3 separate regions of the Homo sapiens genome follow, and regions 1 and 3 are each linked to region 2. Evidence: chromatin contacts called from ENCODE Hi-C or POLR2A ChIA-PET data. All regions are on one chromosome and are shown on one strand. Each heading gives the region's core, a stretch centred on a gene start or an enhancer-like site at or near the end of the contact. The rest is flanking DNA. Distances are from core to core; before and after follow the strand shown.

Region 1 (4,266 bases), core at 7-2,506, 530 kb before region 2:
GCTTTTCAAACGAACACCCCCTGCCCCCAGCCCATGGATTCAGAGGATTCTGGAGTTGACGGCATCCTACCTGCAAGACTCTGAAGTTCTGTCAACCCCACAATCTGAATTCTGTTGTTCTGCAAGAGCTCATCATGGGGTTTGGAGTCTGAAAAATGAGAATGATCCCTTTAATGTACCAGAAGCAGCAATCTAAAGTCAGATAATCTCCCAACTCAGGCTGAATCACGGACAGTGTTTTGGAAAGTAAGATATTTCAAAACCTCTCTCTGCTCCTCACTAGCCAGAACAGAGAATGCGGCCAATTCTTGTTCAGATTGCTCTAGGAGGCACACAGAGATAGGGCCTGAATCTTACCTACCTTCACTTAACATGATGCCTGGCAAACAGTAGGTGCTCAATTAAACTAATCTAGATTGTCTGGATAGTGGAATTTTCCCACCACAGAGCCATCCCTAGGAAGTCCCACTCTACCCCATCACCCTAGGATAGCAGATTCTAAACAGGGATTAAAGGCAACTAGTGCTGTTCCCACTTCTTCCTGAGATGGGGTTGAGCTACCCTCTCAAGATACCAACGTGGAGAATAATGAGGGAGCAGACACCGCTGCCCTGCACACTGTGGGGAAAAGCTGGACATGAAGAACAAATGAAAACATCTGTCTGCAGAGCTCTGCGTTGAGGGATGAGGAATGAAATATCCTGTCAGCTCAGACATAGCCTGACAAGGGTAGCTGCACAGGGACGTAGCTACCAGCACTAGCCCTGGAGTTCCACGCACCTGGGTTCCACTTACTAGGAGAATTACGTGAGACCACGCAATGGATTCACTTAACACACTTCTGACACGTGGCAAGATTAACGCCGGCTATACCTAGAGACCCACCCAGGAAAGGCTGGGGCAGAACCGCTCGTCTAATCTCGGAGAGCTGCCCAAAGGCGGCGACTAAAGGAGCACTTCCGCCTCGACTCCCCGGGGCGGTTAGAACCGAGGATCAACGGCTGAGAGAGCATCGTCCCTCCCAGACCCTTGGCCACTCACTGCAGAACCCCAGGAGGGTCACCGAGAAGCCGTGCATGGCCAACGACAGCGCGTGGTACTGCATACGGGGGCTGCGGCCCACGTCGCCCAGCACCACCGCTACTACATGCCGGGCCGCCCGCCCCCGGCGCCAGCGCTTCCATCCTCCCAGCAGCAGCAGCGGCAGCAGCAGACACAGCGCCAGCAGGACCAAGCATGAGGCCGCCATCTTGGCTGGCCCGCAGCAGTCACGTGACCGCGCTTCCTCGCGCTGTGCGCAGCCGCAGACCGAGCCTCCGAAGTGGGCCGAGAGGGCGAGAAGTGGACGCGGTTCCCTAACAGGGGCCCGGGGAACCCCCAGGAGCCCCTCGGGGCCAAGAATTAGTAGTAGTAGGACACACGCACATACACCAGATTCCCTACACACCAGTGTATTTCCCCGACTAAAGTAAAGCTGTTACTGTATTGGGATCTAAGAACTCTCTTCAGGATTCAAAGATAATTTCAAAATATAGTGACACAAGAATTTGGATAAATTTCATCCTAACATTGATAAAGGAGCCAGATGCTGACGAGTACGAATTGTAGAGTTCCGTCTATGTAAATAAAAACCAGTCCTCGCTGTTAGAAGTTAGGGGCTGGTGGGTTCTGCTTCTGGATCTGGTGCTGGTAATGTGGGTGTGCTGCATTTGGGGCGGTACCTCAAGCAGCAGATTACCTGCCCATTTTCCAGGGTGTACATCACACTTAATAAAACATTTAAAAGGTAGAGAGGGGGAAGGACAAACAAGGAAGTAAACACCATCATGATTTTGCTTAAGTATCAATGGCTAGAAAGGAAATTTCCACAGTGACCCTCCAATTTCACCTCCCAAAGTAGCCATAGTGAGAGTTTAATGTGTGTCTCTGCGATGGCCTGTATTAGTCCGTTTTCATGCTGCTGATAAAGACATACCCGAGACTGAGCACTTTACATAAGAAAGAGGTTTCATGGACTTACAGGTCCACATGGCTGGGAAGGCCTCACCATCATGGCAGAAGGCAAGGAGGAGCAAGTCACCTCTTACATAGATGGCAGCAGGCAAAAAGAGAGCTTCTGCAGGAAAACTCCTTTTTATAAAACAATCAGGTCTCGTGAGGCTTATTCACTATCACGAGAACGGCACGGGAAACACCTGACCCCATGATTCAGTTACCTCCCACTGGGTCCCTTCCACACAACACATGGGAATTCAAGATGAGATTTGGGTGGGGACACAGCCAAACCGTATCATGACCTTTTTTCTTTGAAAGCGGTCCCTTGCAGAGAAACACCAAGAGCTCACTGGTGATGCTACCCCATTGCCTCCACTTGGGAGCTGCCGCAGAACCTGGAGAGCCACCACCCAGACCGTATTCAACAAACAAACAAGACTCCTCCCCTGATGAGGACCACAGGCAGCACCCACGGGACAGGGTAGCCCACATGGATGTGGCTCCCCAGTGTCCCTGGGCTCAGCTCAGGGCTTGGCACACTTTGCATCTGCTTTTCACAATTGCCCCATCACTCCCTTTCTATGGATTCAGAAGGGACAGCTCACGCCTTAAGCCAGACCTTGAAACCCGAGCTTTCAGAAGGAAAGGAAGGACGAGTAAGTATCTGCAGACAGCAGGGATGGGCATACAAACATGCTGGCAGCGGCATTTATCCTCCAGTTCCCAGCGAGGCCCCTGCCTCCAGGTTGCGTGTGCTGGGGTGGAGGCCTGTGACACATCGCCTGCCCAACTCTGTCGACGCTCTGTAATGGGACAGGTAGGGATCTGGGACCTCAGCCTCAGGACTCCTGGCTTTCCTGCTCCACCTCGGGCGAGTCACTCCCCATCAATTTGCTTTCTTCGTCTGTGAATTAAGGGAGGGGAACTTCAAGTCTTTGAGAGCCTGTCCTGCTCTGATGAGCTAAGAGGATAAAGACTATGGTGATGACAAACCAAAAGTAGATGCCTCCCTCTGGTAGGTGAACCTCCGTCGGGGAGGGAGTTGCCGTGGTGTCTCCTGGAGAGAGGGGACGGAGCCATCCCCAGCAGGGGGGCGGTTTCATAGCTGGGCCAGCCCACCTGTCCGGCTTTCTCACTTGGCATCCATTCCACATGAGATCCAGTCTTTCCAACAATCAAGAGGATATATGGATAAGTCACTCAATCTCCCTTGGAGCCTCAGATTTTGTTCAAGTTGACTGAGCACCCACTTGAGGGGTGATCAAGGATTAACAGAAGTAATGACAATGACAAGCTTCCCCTAGAACCTCTGTTCCCAGTGGTGCTCCCAAGGGGGCAAAAATGGCTCTTGGGGAGCAAAACATCCTTACCCTTTTTATGTATAAAGCACAGATAATGATACAATACACAAGCATGCAGTATATCTGCAGTATTAAAATTTTATGAAGGCTGAAAGCAGTGGCTCATGCCTGTAATCCCAGCACTTTGGGACGCTGAGGCGGAAGGATCACTTGAGCCCAGGAGTTCAAGACCAGCCTGGGCACCATAGTGAAACCCCATCTCTACAAAGAATACCCAAAAAATGGTGGTGGCGTGTGCCTATAGTCCCAGCTACTCGGGAGACTGAGGTGGGAAGATCACCTGAGCCCAGGGAGGTCGAGGCTGCAGTGAACCATGATCATACCACTGCACTCCAGCCTAAGTGACAAAGCGAGACCCTGTCTCAAAAAAATAAACAAGTAAAATAAAATTTCATGGGGCAGTACATAAGGAACCCTCATCTTCTGCCAGTGGGCACGTAAATGGCCCAGCCACTGTGGAAAACAGTCGTATGGTCCCTCATTAGGTTCAACATAGAATTATCACGTGACACAGCAATGGCATTCCCACGTATACACCCAGGAGAATGAAAAACAGGTTTTCGAACAAAAACTTGTAAACAAACATCAGTACTGTCCACAAGAATCAAATCATGGAAACAATCCAGAGGCTCATCAGTGGATGAGTGATGAACAGAATGCGGTCTGTCCACAGCTCCCACAGCCTCCCACCCGAGGTTTCCCAGGTGTCTCCTTGTTTGCTTGTTTGTTTGTTTGTTTTGAGATGGAGTCTCACTCTGTCGTCCAGGCTGGAGTGCAGGGGTGCCGTCTCGGCTCACTGCAACCTCCACCTCCCAGGTTCAAGTGATTCTCCTGCCTCAGCCTCCCTAGTAGCTGGGATTACAGCCCTGCACCATCACGCCTGGCTAAGTTTTGTATGTTTAGTGGAGTC
Region 2 (4,322 bases), core at 1,037-3,536:
ACCTATAGTCCTAGCTCCTCAGGAGGCTGAGGCAGGAGAATTGCTTGAACCTGGGAGACGGAGGTTGCAGTGAGCCGAGATCGAGCCACTGCACTCCAGCCTGGTGACAGAGCGAGACTCCATCTAAAAAAAAAAAAAAATCCAAACTGCAGACAGGTATGGTGGCTTATGCCTGTAATCCCAGCTACTTGGGAGGCTGAGGCAGGAGGACTGCTTGAGCCTAGGAGTTGTCACAGTGAGCTATGATCATGCCACTGTACTCCAGCCTGGGTGCCTGATCAAGATCCTATCTCAAAAAAAAAAGAAAGAAGAATCCAGAGTTTTATTTTATTTTGAGAGAGTTTTGCTCTGTCTCCCAGGCTGGAGAGCAGTGGTGTGATCTTGGCTCACTGCAACCTCTGCCTCCTAGGTTCAAGCAATTCTCCTGCCTCAGCCTCCCGAATAGCTGGGATTACAGGCGTGTATGCCGGGCTAATTTTTGTATTTTTAGTAGAGACGGGGTTTCACTGTGTTGGCCAGGCTGGTCTCAAACTCCTGACCTCAAGTGATCTGCCTGCCTCGGCCTCCCAAAGTGCTGGGGTTACAGGCATGAGCCACCACGCCTGGCCAGAGTTCTTAAAATGACCTACAAATCTCAACATGACTTGGATCCAGCCTGCCCCACTGACATCCTCACCTTTCTGACTCTCTCACCCAAGGCAATCCCTCCCTCTGGAATGCCCTTCCAGAATAGAATGTCTTTTCAATTTCATGCCCCTGCCTCAGCATCGCCTCCTCTGAGAGGCCTTTTCTAACCAACCTGTCTAGTGGCACCACCCCGTAACTCTGTTAGGGCGTCCCTTCCTCTCCTTCACAGTCCTGGGCATTTTGTGGTTTCCTTGTATACTGTCTGTAACAAAGGAAGTACCTGAGCAAGTAGCCACCCAGTGGGTTCTTCTTCCTGGCTGCCCAGATAGAGCCAATGTATCAAGACAGGGGAACTGCAATAGAGAAAGAGTTTAATCCACACAGAGCTGGCTGAATGGGAGACCAAAGTTTCATTACTCAAATCAGTCTCCCTGGAAATTCAGAGCCTAGAGTTTTTAAAGGGTAATTTGGTAGATAAGCTGCCAAGGAGTAGGGAGTGCTGATTGGTGGGGTGGGAGATGAAATCACAGGGTGTTGAAGGATGCAAGAACTGGTTGAGTCAGATTACAGCTCTAGGTGGCCTTGGCTGGTGCATCAGACTGCAGGGTCAGAAAAACACCTAAGAGTACCAATCTTAGGTTTTACAATAGTGATATTATACCTAGGATCAACTGGGGAGGTTTAGAATCTTGTGGCCTCTGGGTGCATGACTCCTAAACCGTAATTTCTTTCTTTCTTTCTTTTTTTGAGATGGAGTCTCAGTCTCTTGCTCAGGCTGGAGTGCAGAGGCATAATCTCAGCTCACTGCAACCTCCATCTCTCGGGTTCAAGCAATTTTTGGGCTTCAGCCTCCCTAGTAGTTGGGATTACAGGTGCGTGCCACCATACCCGGCTAATTTTTGTATTTTTAAATAGAGACATGGTTTCACCATGTTGGCCAGGCTGGTCTCAAACTCCTGACCTCAAGTGATCCACCTGCGTCAGCCTTCCAAAGTGCTGGGATTACAGGCGTTAGCCACTGAGCTGGGCCCTAAACTATAATGTCTAATCTTGTAGCTAACGTGTTACTCTTACAAAGGAAGCCTGGTTCTCAGGCAACAAGGGGGTTTGTTTTGGGAAAGGGCTGTTAACTATCTTTGTTTCAATATTAAACTATAAACTAAGTTGCTCCCAAAGTTAGTTCTGCCTATGCCTAGGAATGAACAAGGACAACCTGGAGGTTAGAAGCAAGATGGAGTGGGTTAGGTCAGCTCTCTTTCACTGTCATAATTTTCTGTTGTAATTTTTGCAAAGGCAGTTTCAAGCGCAGGGACAGTGACCGTGTGGTTCAAGGTTTTATGTAATGCACCTCCCAAACTCAATAAATATTAGTCGCATAAAAGAAAAAATGCAGCCCTGGAGGAAGATGCCCTGCCCTGTTGCTGGCATGAGTGAAGAGGAGGCGCTCACAGGGACGGTTCTTTCCCTATTCTCCAGCCTCGTGTACATTGGGCAAACAGGCCCCGACCATCCCACGTGCTCAGCCCCAGCTCTAGGCCAAATCGCCTCCGCTCCCACTGACGTCATCACGGCGCATCACGTGCCTCCCGAGACCCCACCCCCCACCGTGACGTCCCGGGCCTCGGCCCTGGTCCAAAGTCTACCCGCCTCCTTGTGACAGAAGTGCGACTGCCAGCTGCCGAGGCGTTCGGTCCTGCTGTTGCGGCCGCTGCCCCAGGGCTGCGGGGACGGTGAGTCGACTGGACGCATTCGGAGACGGCTTCGCGCGGGAGCCCTCCTCCCCGGGGGAAGGGTCTGGGCGCCAGCTCTCCTCAGGTCGGGGCGTGACCTCGGACCGTGGCGCCCCCTCCCCGCCCCCGCCCGCGGCGCCTGGGCGGTGCATGCCGGGCACCGTAGTCCCCAGCCTCTCAGAGCGGGTTGTGGTGGGGGGGGTGACCGGGCGGACTACAAGTCCTAGAAGCCTCTGGGCGGTGGGGTGGGCGGTGGGTTGGGGGGTTTCGTTGTGCGCGCAAAGCCGCGCGGGGCTGAGGGTCTTGTTCTGCCGGCGCCTGTCCGGACCCGGGCCCCTCTCCGCTTTCGGCCGGCCTCGGGCACCGGGCTTCTGGAGGTAAAGCGGGGCCGGCGGTTGGGGCGCGGCATGGCGGGGCCCGTCCTCCCCTCAGGGCGCTGCCGAGACCTAGCGCGGCCCTGGGGATGTCGAAGCCGCTGCGGTGGCGGGGCCCGGGCGGGCGCCCCGCTGTGTGCCGCGGGGTTGTGCGCCCGGAATGGCAGCCTGCTCGCCCGCACGTTTTTCCGTCAGGGAAGGTTGTGGAAATTGCCATCTCCGTCTTGCAGGGCGAGACGGGGAGGGGAGGGGTGGGAGTTGTTTTCTCAAGGAAAGGGGGTCGAGGAGGAGCCCCGTGGCCGAGCCAGCCCCTGCCGAGCCCCGCGGGTGACCTTGGCCGTCCCGGAGCCCAGCAGTGTCCTGCACCCGCGCCCGGCTCGCCGACGTGTGGAGTCGGGATGTGGCGCTCGGCCGCGCATCCCCGGCGGAGATGGCGACGGCCTGGCCTAGCTTGGGGCTAGGAGTCGCGCCTTCGAGGACCTTGGCTTAGCGAGTTCCTTGGGGGGCTTCTCAACAGGTGTTAGATGAGGTGGGGCGAGTGGCTGTGAGTTCCTCCAAAGGTGGGCTCAAGATCCTCTGCGTCAGAACCACCTGGGGCTCTTGGGAAACGGGCAGATTCCTGGGGCCCACCCCAGGTGTTGGGATGCTGTAGTTCCGTCGCGCTGCCCAGGAATCTGCATTTAGTAGGCTCCCCAGATCATTCCCGGGCGCAGCTGGGGCTGAGAACCTGTCCCAGTGAGGGGGTTGGCGGGCCCGGGGGCAGGGACGTTCCATAGTGTTTCTGCCAGTTTCTTCTGTATTCTGGGGCCTGATGCTGGGCGGGGCGGTGCCCGGGCAAGTTACTGCTCTCCTGGGTTCTTTGCTGCTTCCCTTGGGGCCGATCTAGGTAGAACTGGGTGGAGGGAGGCGTGCCAGCTCTGCCTTGCCCTCTGCCCTTAATCGGAAAGGTTATGCCCAGTCACTTGCCAGTCTCAGAAGACTCCCCCTCTACACATTCAGTTACGAAAAACGTGAAACATACAAAAGTTGAAGGAATTTTACAGTGAACACCCACAGACCACCACCTAGAATGTAGAGTTAACACTTTATTGTATTTCATCACATATTTGTCCAACCAGCAGTCCCTCTTGTTTTTTGTGTCAAAGTAAGTTGCAGATATCAGTGCCTTTCCCTCCCAAATAAGCATGCATGTCATTAATTAGAGTCTTAGAATTGTTGTTTATTGGGTTTGACTTTTTTATCTTCTTAATGGTTTTTACCTTAATGGAAGCCCTGGGTATTTAGAAATCCGTCTCTCACCCTTGAGAATTTGAAGGAGTTCGGAGGTTTTCCACAGGATGGGAGAACCAGGGAAGAGCTTTACAGGTTCTCTTACAAAGGTTCATTTATTTATTTAGAGCCAGGGTCTTGCTCTGTGGCCCAGGCTGGAGTGCAGCGGTGCCGTCACGACGTTCACTGCAGCCTTGAACTCCTTGTCTCCAGCGATCCTCCTGAGTACCTGGAACTACAGGCATGCCCCACCATGCCCGGCTAATTTTTTTTTTTTTTTTTTTTTGTAGAGATGGCATGTCATTATTTTGCCCAGCTGGTC
Region 3 (4,454 bases), core at 1,937-4,436, 560 kb before region 2:
CCGCCTGGAATTTCACGTTTGTTTTTAAGCATCAGTCCTAATCTTCACTTGCACCCGAACACACCGCACCTGTGACAGCCACGTGACATTAAAAAAATCCCTTCAGTGAGGCCGGGCATGGTGGCTCACGCCTGTAATCCCAGCCCTTTGGGAGGCCAAGGCAGATGGATCATGAGGTCAAGAGATTGAGACCATCCTGACCAACATGGTGAAACCCCGTCTCTACTAAAAATACAAAAATTAGCCGGGCATGGGGACGCGTGCCTGTAGTCCCAGCTACTCCGGAGGCTAAGGCAGGAGAATCGCTTGAGCCCGGGAGGCAGAATTTGCAGAAGCCGAGATCGTGCCGCTGCACTCCAGCCTGGCGACAGAGGGAGACTCTAGACTCTCTGAAACAAAAAAAATCCCTTCAGTGCCTTGATCCTTCCAGATTCAGATCCAAGAGAGATGACATTTGTCCCTCATCTGAACCCGCACACCAAGATAAAGATTTCTTCTGGCCAGGCGCGGTGGTTCACGCCTGTAATCCCAGCACTTTGGGAGACAGAGGCGGGCGGATCACCTGCGGTCAGGAATTTGAGACCAGCCTGGCCAACGTGTTAAAACCCTGTCTCCACTAAAAATACAAAAATGGCCCGGCATGGTGGCTCACGCCTGTAATCCCAGCTACTCGGGAGGCTGAAGCAGGAGAATCGGTTGAACCCGGGAGGTAGAGGTTGCAGTGAGCCGAGATTGCGCCATTGCACTCCAGCCTGGGCAACAAGAGAACGAAACTCCGTCTCAAAAAAAAAAAAAAGAAAAAAAGATTTCTTCTGTGCTCATGGCTCAGCTCTGTGGTCTGCTAGGGTCCTTCCTCAATCTGCTTGCAATCTATGGAATCAGGAAAGACTGAACCAACCTAGATTTATTAATATTTTAGTATAACATAATACAGTGTTACTTATTACAGCATTGACCGTATATGCCCTTTTGCTCCTTGGAGGAAAGGCAATTAATAGCTATTATGTGAGTTAATAAAATAAGCCCAGGATTTATGAGTGTAACTAACTTGTTACCATTGGTTTTCCTTGTCTCCTGCAGGCAGAGAGCTGATCAAAACAGCAAAAGCAAAGCAGTGCCCCTGGCCCAGTTCTGAAGCCAACCTTCCTTAAGCACCCAGACCCATCCCTGGTTAGGACTTGCTGTGGATTATCAGGTGACTCTATCTCAGGATACAGGGACTGAGAGGGTGTATGCAATATCTCAGACCCAGAAACTGTTGATTCTGTCTAAAAACACAGCAATAACCACATCCCACCCTCTTGATTTAAATGAAAGTGTTTGGGGGAATAAAAGATGAACCTTTTTTTTTTTCTTTGTCAGATCTTGAGCTCATTTGGTTCTGGTGGGGAACAACAGCTATGCGAGAACAAGTGTATTCTATTAGAATTAATTCCCCTCTTATTCTCATAGCTGAGCAGGGCTCAAGAGCCTCTCATCTGAAAGAGGTAATAAGATTTAATCTGTCTCCTCATCTACCTTCTGCAAGTATACTTTACAAATTAGCTCTCGGGACTCTTCCAAATGGAGTTTTATGAGGGATTTGCTAAGGTAAACGTTTTAGACTTTGAACACAGTTCAGATTTCAGGGGCAGTACTGAAATCTGAACTGTGTTGCTAACTGCCCTGCCTTTCAACTCAAGACACAATAACTTTGAACTAAATTAATTATATTTTTGTTGTTTTCCACTCTGTCCCCACGTCTATATCACCACCACCCCCAATCCCACCCCGCAGGAGCTAACTCCTCCTTCCTGTCCCTGCAAGATCAAAACTCCTCCTGCAAGCCCCGCTAGCTCTGTCTGCTCGCCTTCGTGGCAGATATCGCTATTGTACTTTTATACTCATTTGTGTGATAAATACTTCAATGTCCACTTCTTCCACGAGCCCCTGAGCCCCTGGAGGGCCTGGACCACACCTAGTTTTTCTCACCGTTACATCTCCCTTGTCAGGTACCTGGTAGGCGCTTAATAAGTATTTGGTGAACGAATGGCTTGTTTGGTGACAGTCCAAAGGCTGGGGGACAGAGGGAAAGCTCCCTCCTTTCGGACCCCAGACGGGTGGCGCTGATGGAGAGGAGGCTTGGATAAGGCCTCCAGGACCGAAGCGCGCACCCGTAGGGCCCCTGCCAAAAAGACCTTCCTGAAGGCGGAGGAACTGCGAGAGTGCCTACGTTGGCCCAAGGCCTGACCCGACGATCCCAGGGACCCTCGCCCTAACCGGCCCCGCCTCCCGGTCCCCAAACCCGGACTCGGCCCCGCCCTAAGCTCCGGATCCTGGGGCCCGCCCCTGGCCCCGCGTCGGCAGACCGTGGCCTCGCTGCTGGGCCTGCCTCAAACCCTCCACAGGTAACGCCTCCCGAACTTGAGCCACATTCCGATCCCCTCCTCAAACCCCTCCCCGTTTCCCACGCCCTGGACCCCTCGCTCCGTCTCGGCCCCGCCCCAAGCCCAGCTAGGTCTCGGCCCCTGAGCCCAGCCCCGACCGGCCTCCCAGTCCCTGGGTCCCTCCCGACACCGGCCCCTCCCTAAGCTCCGCCTCCCAGGGCCCGCCTCCTGAGCGCAGCCCGCAGCCCGGACTCGGCCCCGCCTCCCGGACCCTGGGCCCCTCCCCACGTCGGCCCGTCCTAAGCTCCGCCTCCCAGAGTCCGAGCACCGCCTGGCCATGTGCTACGACATAGTCAACGCCCCGCCCCGGCCCCGCCTCCTGAGCTCTTCTCTGGGTCTGGCCTTAGCGCCGCCCTAAGACCTGTCTCCTGGGCTCTGCTCCGAGTCTCGCCTCCTGAACCCAATGGCGTTTATCCCTGCCCTAATGCCCGCCTCCAGGACTCTTATCCTGCCCCCACGCAAGGCCCCGCCTCCAGGACGCCACCAACCTGGACGCTTCTGAAGCCCAGCTTCCAGGATCGCCCTATCCTGGCCCCGCCCCAGGACCCGCCAACCTGGACTCTACCCAGGACCTGCCCCCTACCCAGGACCTGCCCCAACGACGCTTATCCTGGCCCCACCCCAGGCCCCGCCCTCATAACAATCATCCTGGCCCCGCCCTAGAGTCCGCCCCCACGACGTTCCTCCTGACCCCCGGGGGACCCCCGGGCCCCGCCCCCTCTCTGCCCCCGCTCACTGCCCTGGGCCCGCCCCCTCTTCAGTCCAGGCCGGGCTTCCGCCCGGTCTGCCGGCAACGCTGCGGCCCCGCCCACGTCATGGCGCCCGAGGAGAACGCGGGGACCGAACTCTTGCTGCAGAGTTTCGAGCGCCGCTTCCTGGCGGCACGCACACTGCGCTCCTTCCCCTGGCAGGTGGGCGGCGGGGCGAGCGGAGAGGCCCGCGGGGCTCGCGGGAGTCCAGGGGCAGACGGGACGGGTCTCCGTGCTGAAGCCCCTGGCGCTCCCGCCACGTGAGTTCCTGGGCTCCCGCCGGTCAGGGCCGCGCGACCCGGTCCCCGTCCCTGGGGCCTGGCCAGAGTCGCTCGCACCCCTCCTGCCCCGCGAGCTGGCGGGGGAAGCTGGGGGCGTCTCCACAGCCTTGGGGGGCAGACGCGCGCTCGGTGTGGGGTACAGTTCACGATCATTTTCACGACTTTTTAAAGGCAGTAATCGTTCTGGTCACTGGGACACAGCTGCCCTCGCCCATTCTAAAAAGTCAGCGCCGTCAGGACCGCAGGTAACCACGTCCTCCTGAGCGCGGTGACCGGGTCACAGGCTGTCCCTCGTGCCTCAGTATTCTCATCTGTATGTTGAGCACTGCACAGAATCGGCTCATGCTCTGAGGCTGTCACGCCTGTGATGGAAGAGACAGAGAAGGGGGTGGCCTCTCCTCGCCCTGGGGACCTGCCATTCTCAGCACAGGCCCATGGCAGGCAGCAGCCTCCCTTCTGCCAGCAGAGGGGCTTAATGCACCCGGCCTCATTTGTAATTCATGTGCGGTGAGCTCACTGGGATGAGTGAGTTTGGATATATATTCCTCCCTGGGTCTGCCCCATTTTATGGGGTGTTGCTTAATCATTTGCGTTATTCCATTGACATAAAATATTTGCACTCAGAGATCATTTCTGGTCAAGAGAAATTCGTGCATTTTTAACCCAAAATAGAAACCTTCATAAAAGCATCATAGGTCTCCATTCAGTATTGACTGTAATTGTTCACATGCCCACGCTGAATGCTAACTTGGGCTCACCCTCAACACCCACGAGGTGGGTACTATTATTACCACTCACATTTGACCAGAGGGATTGTTTGATTAGGGTGCAGTAGTTGAGAGTTCAGACCCAGGAGACAGCCTGTCTGCTTCGAATCCTGGCCCAGCCCCTGGCCCTGTGTGACCTTGGGCAAGTGACTGCATCTCTCTGTGCTGTTTTCTTATTAATAAAATGGGGGATATAATGATACCTACCTCTTAGGGTTGTTGTCAGGGTTG

The links. Hi-C counts contacts between places; a loop is a spot of excess contacts on that map. ChIA-PET counts read pairs that join two places held with the same protein, here RNA polymerase II (POLR2A). Pooled maps may share reads with other maps.
Region 1: a loop to region 2 is called in a map of dorsolateral prefrontal cortex, with 2.6 times the contacts of the local background. The contact joins the promoter of ALG1 here to the promoter of CDIP1 in region 2. A Hi-C loop is called at or near these places in 1 of 168 maps with a recorded cell type or tissue (dorsolateral prefrontal cortex) and 4 of 50 pooled maps. POLR2A ChIA-PET finds 5 or more read pairs at or near these places in 1 of 52 experiments (naive thymus-derived CD8-positive, alpha-beta T cell).
Region 3: a loop to region 2 is called in a pooled map, with 13 times the contacts of the local background. The contact joins the promoter of EEF2KMT here to the promoter of CDIP1 in region 2. A Hi-C loop is called at or near these places in 1 of 37 single-sample maps with no recorded cell type and 8 of 50 pooled maps. POLR2A ChIA-PET finds 5 or more read pairs at or near these places in 1 of 52 experiments (A673).

The regions. Positions count from the first base shown.
Region 1 is chr16:5,068,833-5,073,098 of GRCh38, reverse strand. ALG1 (ALG1 chitobiosyldiphosphodolichol beta-mannosyltransferase) reads right to left here and starts at 1,256. Exons shown (of 13, transcript NM_019109.5): 1 at 1,042-1,256; 2 at 71-148. The coding sequence starts at 1,249. RefSeq lists enhancers at 797-856, 1,027-1,136, 1,167-1,226.
Region 2 is chr16:4,536,737-4,541,058 of GRCh38, reverse strand. CDIP1 (cell death inducing p53 target 1) reads left to right here and starts at 2,286. Exons shown (of 6, transcript NM_013399.3): 1 at 2,286-2,357. It also overlaps a transcript of C16orf96 not described here. RefSeq lists silencers at 2,370-2,659, 2,670-2,889.
Region 3 is chr16:5,096,527-5,100,980 of GRCh38, reverse strand. It overlaps EEF2KMT (eukaryotic elongation factor 2 lysine methyltransferase), which reads left to right and starts at 3,186. Exons shown (of 8, transcript NM_201400.4): 1 at 3,186-3,337. The coding sequence starts at 3,242. RefSeq lists silencers at 2,196-2,735, 3,046-3,175, 3,346-3,505 and an enhancer at 2,942-3,567.